2 separate regions of the Homo sapiens genome follow, and region 2 is linked to region 1. The links are chromatin contacts, found by Hi-C or POLR2A ChIA-PET in ENCODE. All regions are on one chromosome and are shown on one strand. The core of a region is the stretch at or near the end of the contact, and the rest is flanking DNA. Distances in the headings are between cores, read along the strand shown. Region 1 overlaps FLT1 (fms related receptor tyrosine kinase 1). Region 2 overlaps FLT1 (fms related receptor tyrosine kinase 1).

Region 1 (4,616 bases), core at 2,027-4,526:
ACTTGGATCATAACCAAAGAATACAAAATGAAAAATGGGAATGCTAATGCAACTGACATAGTGGTATTGCCAAAGTCTAGGGATCTTCAGTTGAGAAACAGGAGACCAGAGTTCCAACCTGAGCTCATGTCACAGCTCATGGGAGGACCTTAGTTTTGTGCTTGTGCTTCTAAAACTGTAAACTAGAGAGAAAAATTATGAAATTGTTAGCCAGTGATAGGGTATATTCAGTAAGAAAGAAGAGTAGCTGTTGCCCACCTTTTTCCAAGGCAGGGAGAGCCTTTGCCTCAAATATACAGTACATCCCACATGCAGATTCCCATCTGCGTCCATTAAAAAATCTTAATTCCAGGTGTCAAAAAGTATTTGAAAGTTAGTAAAAAAACTGACTGTCCCTACCTTGCTTCGGAATGATTATGGTTACAGGGGTGCCAGAACCACTTGATTGTAGGTTGAGGGATACCATATGCGGTACAAGTCAGGATTTGTCTGCTGCCCAGTGGGTAGAGAGCCGGGTCTGGAAACGATGACACGGCCTTTTCGTAAATCTGGGGTTTCACTGGAAAGGAGATGAAGAACGGGACAGAAGTCAAGAGCAGTTCTAATGACTTTCTCCTGGGCCACACATGAAGGACCACATTCTCACTGGCTTTGATGTCAGGGAAACAAACAAGAAACAAAAAAACAAATAAACCCTCCTATTTGTCAAGAAAATGCAGATTTTTAAAAGTAGTAGCAGGGTTTTGAGATTATTAATAATTTGATTCCATGGTATGTACATTGTGATTACAGTGATAAAAGATCATGCCGCCTATGGAATACAACAAACAAACACGAGATTGTTAAGATGGGAACTTAACGTTAAGTGTTTTTTCAAATGATTATTTGAAATTTTGCTATCTTTGATGTTGTTACGCTGATTTTTGAATTCATAAATGTTCACTAATTTGTTGCCTACCAGAACCAGAAGAAAGTATGAACAGCAAACTTACCATTGACAATTAGAGTGGCAGTGAGGTTTTTAAACACATTTGACTGTTTTATGCTCAGCAAGATTGTATAATTCCCTGCATCCTCTTCAGTTACGTCCTTGATAATTAACGAGTAGCCACGAGTCAAATAGCGAGCAGATTTCTCAGTCGCAGGTAACCCATCTTTTAACCTGTGGTTAAAAACATGATCAGTAAGTCATTTCACACGGCCTCTCAATATCACTTTGATAACACGGTCATTGAAGTTTTTGAGCTCAAGTTGACCAATTTCAAACCTTTGATCATCAGTGTTGATTTTTAAAATGTAGGCATTAACTTTTGAGTAAAGGCAGATATGATTTTTAGACTGGGTAACACTTCATATTTATTGGCAAGGAAGAAGAAATAAAGCGAGCGAAGATAGAAAAGCAGTAGCTTAGTGTGCCCACAGGCATACTGGTGGCCACTGTGACTTAAGTATTAACCCAGAAGCAGGGGCTCTGATTCCATCCGAGATGTTTTTCAGAGTTTTCCACGAGGCTCCATCAGCAGTATAAGGGCCATTGTAAGTCAGATCAAGTAGATCACTTCTCCAGATAAAAATAAAAATAGACTTTTCTATTGTGGTCTCATGTGGAGTTCTTATTAGTTTTATAAATGGTCACACCAGTTGTCCCTTTCATAAACTAGAGTGAAATCAAGACTATCAAGATTTTTCCTCTGAGGAAGAACAGTTAAGGCACAGAAAAAAAAAAAACAGAAAGCATAAACTTAAAGAAATTTTAAAAACGTATTAAATACTGAATCGATGCATTGATATCACTCTGTTGCACACAGAACTGAGAGTCAGAGGCTTGGGTGCTTGACCTGGCTCTGCTACTCACTGCAGGCTGCTGCAAATGTGACTAACCAGTTTGGGCTCCAATTTTCTCAAATTTTCTAGAGGTTCTCAAAGTTTCCTTATAACTCTAAAATTCTATGATTTCATTAAAATGCATGGTTCTTTAAATAGGCAGTTTTAATCCATTAGGAGTTTCTTGTGTTCTGTATAAAGGTTTAATATTGGGAACTTAGTTCATTATCATGCATGATTATAAAGTCCTACAAACAAATTCCCATTACTAGTGTGTCTCAGATCCAAAGTAATTAAAATGAGGATGCTACACTTTGTGATTACAAATATTGTCTTGGTATTACTTTAAATTATTTCCTACAACAAGTCAGCATTTTTGACGGTGGATTGAATTTTTTTTTAATGCCCTTGCTACTTAGTTACTGAAGAAATCAACACTAACAGATGAGCGTGCCCTCAGACACTGGAAGAGTGAATGTACCTCCTGGAGTCATCAGATTACTATTCAATTTACTATTAAACCTAAAAATTTACTACTAAACGTTTTTGATATTCTGAAGCAAAAAAGATCATTTTTCTACTGCAATGGCATGAAGACATAGCACAAAGTTAAAATTTTCTCTTTAATTCCCTATTAAGTATTTGAGGGAACTGCAAACAAACACTGCCCTCATATGACATTGAAAGCCAAATCAGCTCTGGTTAGGGAGATTCTAAAATGGCGCCACATCCCTATTGTATGGATTGTTTTGCTAATCAGTTTTGTACTATACCCTTTGTTTAAAATGTAATGACTTGAGCCAAAGATATTGGCATTTAACAGTAATTTTGTAAAATGATTGCAGATCATAAACAGATTACATTGTTTTACATCAGGTGTTGTACCAGTGTTTTAAAAAACAACTGCTGAAGGAGGTTTTGAATATGTATCTTTCTAGCCAAAAAAAACTTAATTAGTTCAAATAGGCCCCATCGTCCCCCTCTTCAAATGAGTAAGTCTTGTCTCTATTAATGTTTGTTTAATTTTAAAACAGGACTGGAACTTTCAACCCAGCTGTATATAAAAGAATTATTTTCAGCATTCTCATTACAAGAGCCCACTTCTTCAGGGTTAATAGAGCATGTTACATATTCAAAATGCTTCCTAGTCATTGCTCAACACATCCCATTCAAAGAATGTTGACATCATAGGAAGGTTTAGAGATGCAGAAAGTTAGCCACAGTAAGAGACTAGACTGAAGCGAGCACTCAAACAAACCTCATCTCTCGCTTACCTTGCTACATTATTTCCTTTTCCCCAGCCCTTCTCACCTCCACCACCCAAGAATCTACAGAGTTCTGAGCTCTCTGGGGCTGTCTGAGGAACGTCTCTTGGTATTTTGTCAGGAATTCGAGTCATTAGGCTCTTGCAGCTTCCCACTTACAAAGTATGTCTTAAACTGTTATGGAAATAAGGATGGTCCTACCATACAACTTCCGGCGAGGGAAATGCCTTCACTTTCATAGAGAGCCGGTAAGACCGCTTGCCAGCTACGGTTTCAAGCACCTGCTGTTTTCGATGTTTCACAGTGATGAATGCTTTATCTTTGAAAGGAGAAGTGATACATACATTAGAAAAGAATAATTTCCATAAACAAAACCTTAGGGCCTCATTCAGGGAGGGTGTAATCAATGAGTAAATAAACAGAGCTGAATTATGATAGAGCCTATCAATGAGCCCAAATGTTGATCATGAATAGGATACTTTAAAAGCACTGTAATTGGTGAACGCCTTTCAAATCAAATGGTATCACGTCCTAGCCACATAAAACAGTGGCAGAGCAACAGAAAGTGAAACACCTTAAATATCTCTATCACAATAACAAAGAAGTGGGAAGATATTTCTAAAAATCTACCTGGCCACTATAAGCAAGGTGAGAAAAAGTTGCTCTGTACACCCTAAAACAACCAATTTGATATCAAAAATCAACTGGAGAAAGACAAAAGGAAATAAAGGCTACTGATAGAATTGTTCCATAGTTTCTGCCCTCCACACTGTTTCCTTTTCAGCAATGGAAATAAGGTCTTTAAGCATTTTCTTTATAGAATTTGCATACTGAAATTAAGCAACAGCATTAGGATTCCTTGAGAGTAAAAGCAGGAATAAAATAGCATTAATTCTAAATGATTTAGCATACCATATTTTTATTTCTCTAATTCATGGTAGTACCTGAGAAATTTTTCTTAGATAATAAAGATAAAACTCATCATCTTTTTCTGTTTTGTTTATACAGAACACTAAGAATTTCATAAATATATTAGGTTCTAACCGAATTATTAGCCATAATAAGCATCTAAAGAAAGGACTCTCTGTTCAATTCAAAAGTATTAAATGTAAAGAGTACTTAATGTGGTTTGCTTTTTGACAGGGGGAGGAGGGAACCATGGCCAAGCTGTATTCATTCATGATAATGTAACTCTTGGCCAACAGAAAACTGACTTATTTAGAGAACACAGACATCTACAATGATTAGAAAGCATAGCATGAGTTGGCAACGCTGAACTATGCTTACCATATATATGCACTGAGGTGTTAACAGATTTGAATGATGGTCCACTCCTTACACGACAAGTATAAAGTCCTTTGTCTTTGTTCTGCATTTTGTCAATAGTAAGAACACTGTAGAATATGTTGGCATGGGAATTGCTTTGGTCAATTCGTCGCCTTACGGAAGCTCTCTTATTTTTCTAGAAAGAAAATGTATAACAAATGTAGAAGGAGTGAGTGTTCATGCTTAAAGTTATATAGGATT
Region 2 (4,826 bases), core at 1,890-4,389, 37 kb after region 1:
TCGTAGTATATGTATGTATGTATATGTGTGTATTCCATAATAATCTATGAAATACAACGCATTTCACAATCCTTCCTTATCCAAAAACAATCTAAGTGATAGATAATTTCCTAATGTCCAACAAATTATGCAAGTGTTTTATGATATTGGAACTTGTAATTTTCTGCGAATGGTTGTGGACTATTACAGGAAGGCAGACATGATAAATACATGACCTAACGGCCACTGCTCCCCGACAATCCCACAAGAGACATCAATAATCAATCATGGCACTTTTTCCCACTAAGCCTGGAATTTATCCTCAATGTCAATTTTAACATAGTATTCCACAAAGCACCTGTTAATCCATTCATTTATTCATTTAGCAATTATTATGGATTTCCTAATATGTGCAAGGCACTGTACCAGGGAGGCACATTGCAGATAAAAGTAACCAGGACAGACATGGACCGTGCCATCACAGGGCTTAGATTAACAATGGATTTGACACTCAAAGTCATGATTGTTTGCCAGATCTGCTCTGTTGTATAGTTGAAATGGAACTAATTCTAAATAGCAGTGTCTCTCCTTTGTGATAGTAGGGGACTGAGTGGAGAGGCTTGCACTCCCTGGCTTCATAAAGCCATGATGTCTATTGAATAGTTTAGGAGTTAAAGGTGAAAATAGCTGAACACTATTTATTAGAAAAAAAGAGATGGTTTTCTTTTTATTCATTTAAGTGTTCAATTTGCAAGTCAGACTGATAAACCTATAGGAGAAAGTTTTATGAAAATATTAGAATGAATAAATTTTTCTCCCACTCCCCTATAGAGACAGGGGCAGTCTGTGACTCACTGCAGTGTTTTCCTTTCTCCACAGATGTCGGAAAGAACACAATATGCTACGTGGAATTAGAGAAAGAGAACAGATGGCTGAGTACATGGCTTTTTCCACCACTATCAAGCGTGTTGTCTTTCCCCCTCAGCTGCAAAATTACCTCTCTGAAAGTCTCTGCTCTTAATGCTGCACCTTCTCTACCCTTCCTCATTCCTGCCTACCATCCTTTCATCCCTGCTTTAGAAGTGGGCTGACTTCCCCAAGCAAAATTCCCCGGCCTACCTCCCACTCATATGTGGAAGTGAGCTGATTGCATCCCTTGACGGCAAACTGCTTGGATGGTTAGTCCCTTACAGTTATCTACCCCCTGGACAAGCACAAAATGTCAAAACAGAATTTGGAGGATCGGGGACATGAAAGTGGCTCAGTCAAAATCAGGCTGATAGCAGCTACAAAGAGGTTACTGTCAATAACAGGCAACTGTTCTGCTGTCTCCTAAGACTAATCCTGAATTTGGATATGTACATGTTATGCTCAGGGAAAAACACTGTCTAGTTGCCTTATTTCACAAATTAAAAAAAATCTCATGGCCAGGCACGGTAGCTCATGCCTGTAATCCCAACACTTTGGGAGGCCGAGGCAGGTGGATCACCTGAGGTCAGGAGTTCGAGACCAGCCTGACCAACATGGTGAAACCCAGTCTCTACTAAAAATACAAAAATTAGCCAGGAGTGGTGGCAGACGCCTGTAATCCTAGCTACGCAGGAGGCTGAGGCAGGAGTAATCGCTTGCCCCTGGGAGGCAGAAGTTGCAGTGAGCTGCCATTGCACTCCAGCATGGGTGAGAGATCAAGACTCCATCTCAAAAAAACAAACAAACAACAACGAAAAAGAACTGCCTCACTAAAATGTTAGTTCTATTGTACTACCTCCAATGCAAAGACCCAGTTCCTGACCTCACCAGAAGGTAGACCCACAATGTATATTTAGCTATTGATGCTGATGGTTGGTTGTTTTCTTTTGTTTTTTTTAAACCTGATTCTGTGCCTGAAGTGCCTACTAATATTGCTTTGTGTTCTCTACAGCCTTGTTTGTGTGTGTGCGTTTTTTTCTTTAATCCCCTCAAGATTTGAAAATTGGAACTAAACAAGGAAGAAGAAAGTGACAGGCCATTTTTATTATTCTTTCTCAGGGTTCCAATTTTACTGTGAGTTTCTACTTCTTAAAAGATTTTGCATTTCTCCCCTTTGAATGTTACTTCATTTGTTCATTCTCTAAGGAAGGAAGAACAGTATCATAAAAATTATGAATGAATGAAAATGATTTTTTTACGAGTACCATAAAAAATGAATCAAACATGATTCATTTTTGCCCTTTGCCCTTTGCACTGTATCTTGGTCAGTGCCAGTTCTCATGTCATTATAGTAGTTCCTCAGTGAACATGAAATAATACAACATTGTCCATTGGAACCAGTTATATAACACTCGAGATAACAGCAACATTGCGTTTATTAATTTAGTAGAAACAACAGTATTTTACAGTTCCAACATATAAGAGAATGCAGCTGTGTTAAATGACAAAAATCATGTATTCTATTTTGGGCTTCTCAATAACTAAGAAATAGAACTAAAATCCTTTTATTCACTTATTCATCCAACTATGGGCCACATACTGTGCTAGGAGCTGTGGGTACAGAGGTGACCTATACAGACCAGTCTCTCTCTTTGTGGAGCACATAGTGACTAACTGGGCCTTGACAATTCTGGTTAAAATTGACATCCACGAAAGTGTCTACAACTAGGATGGAATCTCTTTCCTAACCCGTTTCTTTCATACTCACTAGGAAAGCAACCTTTCCAATGGATCAGGGTAGATTTATGACTCATTTGCAAAGCAAAAGCAAACAGAATGTAGAAAATGGAAGTCTTACCACTAATAAATATATAGATTGCAGATTCTGTTTCCTTCTTCTTTGAAGTAGGTACAGCTAGATATTTGCAGCTGTAGAAGCCAGTGTGGTTTGCTTGAGCTGTGTTCAAGGTTAAAGTACTGCAGAATTGTTTGCCATTTCTTCCACAGGCAGATTTAGTTATGCTCAGCCTTTCGCTTTCCTTACTCACCATTTCAGGCAAAGACCATTTATGGGCTGCTTCCCCCCTGCAATCACAGATAAGAAAACAAAACATATTTATGGCTGGGCCCTAGGCTCAGCACCAGTTCCTCAGCATTCATTTTATTAGGAAGCGGAGGTCCTCTCTTAAGTGTAGTCATCTTCCTCTTTACGGGAAAGCAACACATTCAGAAAAGCTGTAGAACAATACTCAGAATAAAGATGCAGAACTATTTGGGCATCCCTTCCCCCATTTCCCTGAGTGAGTAATGCTCTCCCTTCCCCATGAATCCCCTTTCATGGGAAGCTGGATGCCTATGGTTTGCACTTTGCAGATCACAGGAGATCACTGAGGTCCCTACCTTTTTACTCTGCCAGGGAATGATTTTGCCTTAGGCATGGCAACTAGATTATTCCCAAACCAACACAGCCACTTACCTGCATTGGAGATGCAGTGTCTGGCCTGCTTGCATGATGTGCTGGGTGCCTTTTAAACTCAGTTCAGGATCTTTTAATTTTGAACCTGAACTAGATCCTGAAAAACAAATTTTTAAAATGTATTATTTGTAAATTGTCTTCTTACCTTTTTTTAAGTTATCTTTCCATGAAGGTGAGTTTTTCATTTTTAATTTATTTACATCTTTAATTTACTTGTATCTTTAATTTATAAGCAAAAGATACACTAATACAAATTTCTCTTAATTCACAAATTTTTTCTAGCTCTACCCTTGCTCATAAATATTATATATCCTTTTATACCAAATGACCTAAATAACATCCAAAAGCCTATTTATGTAGAATGGTAATGGATTCATATAGGTTCAATGAAATTATATTAAAATATATAACTAGTTATAATATTCAAATATGCAATAACTTAGTAAAAACTCTCAAGAATAAATGTCAGTGTCATCCAAAATATATTTTCAATACTGAACTTTTTCCAGTGTGGGTCATCTAGTCCTATAGGCCTGTCTCATCTTTTTTTCTGAATAAAAAGTACAGAAATTTTCCTGGGCTCTGAATTTCATGCAATCATTAGTTGAGCAATGATATTTTTGGCCAATCATTTCCCTTTCTGAACCAGTTTCCTCATTTGGAAAACTAATTATAGAATCAAAATCAGTTTTAGAAGACATTTGGTTTGTCTTACGTAATCTATGAGTTCCCTCTACAATGGTACAGTCAAAAGGGAACTGTTCACACGCTTACGTGACATTCGACAAACATCTCGGAGGATTGTTGTGAGGCAATAAAGTGAGGTGGTGAAAGTGCTTTAAAATCTACACATCTCCATATGATGCAATAATGACATCCATTTTAGTGACTAGCTGTATCACCCTAGACAAGTCATCTCTCTTTCCAGATCTCAGTTATCTTATCTGTAAAAAAGAGATTGGACTAGACGACCTTGAAATCTCTGACCTTCCATTTCTCACAGTCCCAGCCTGATATAGCTTGGATGCTGACCCTCCAATTCTGATGGTGAATTGTAATCCTCAATGTTGGAGGTGGGGCCTGATGGGAGGTGTTTGGGTCGTGGGGGTGGATCCCTCATGCATGGCATGGTGCTGTTGTTTAGATCTGATTATCTGAAAGTGTGTGGCACCTCCCCCCTTCTCTTGTTCCTGCTGCCACCATGTGATACACCTGCTCCTGTTTTGCCTTTGACATGAGTAAGGGCTCCCTGAGGCCTCACTGGAAGGCAAGCAGATGCTAGCACCATGCTTGTACAGCCTGGAGAACTGTGAGTCAATTATACCTCTTAATAAATTACCAAGCCTCAGATATTTCTTTACAGCAATGTAAGAACAGCCTAACAGACAGCCTCATGATTTTTTGAACCATAGGTGCTACAGAGGCTGAGCCTCCCTTGAAGCTATTACTGACCAATCAGAAT

What was found. Hi-C counts contacts between places; a loop is a spot of excess contacts on that map. ChIA-PET counts read pairs that join two places held with the same protein, here RNA polymerase II (POLR2A). Pooled maps may share reads with other maps.
Region 2: a map with no recorded cell type shows a loop between it and region 1 (5-fold over the local background). The contact joins two enhancer-like sites. A Hi-C loop is called at or near these places in 2 of 168 maps with a recorded cell type or tissue (CD14-positive monocyte and posterior vena cava), 2 of 37 single-sample maps with no recorded cell type and 4 of 50 pooled maps. POLR2A ChIA-PET finds 5 or more read pairs at or near these places in 7 of 52 experiments (B cell, BJ, GM12878 and 4 more).

Annotation. Positions count from the first base shown.
Region 1 is chr13:28,426,760-28,431,375 of GRCh38, forward strand. It overlaps FLT1 (fms related receptor tyrosine kinase 1), which reads right to left. Exons shown (of 30, transcript NM_002019.4): 7 at 4,377-4,551; 8 at 3,291-3,408; 9 at 993-1,162; 10 at 400-559. Among named protein-coding and RNA genes, the nearest start is that of FLT1, 66 kb to the right of the region's middle. RefSeq lists enhancers at 3,128-3,527, 3,547-4,206. Within about 2 kb of position 3,277, at least 3 of the 41 ENCODE cell types and tissues checked have a DNase peak (open chromatin) inside an H3K27ac peak, as active enhancers do.
Region 2 is chr13:28,464,157-28,468,982 of GRCh38, forward strand. FLT1 (fms related receptor tyrosine kinase 1) reads right to left here. Exons shown (of 30, transcript NM_002019.4): 2 at 3,365-3,461; 3 at 2,747-2,973. Among named protein-coding and RNA genes, the nearest start is that of FLT1, 29 kb to the right of the region's middle. RefSeq lists a silencer at 3,111-3,342. Within about 2 kb of position 3,140, at least 2 of the 41 ENCODE cell types and tissues checked have a DNase peak (open chromatin) inside an H3K27ac peak, as active enhancers do.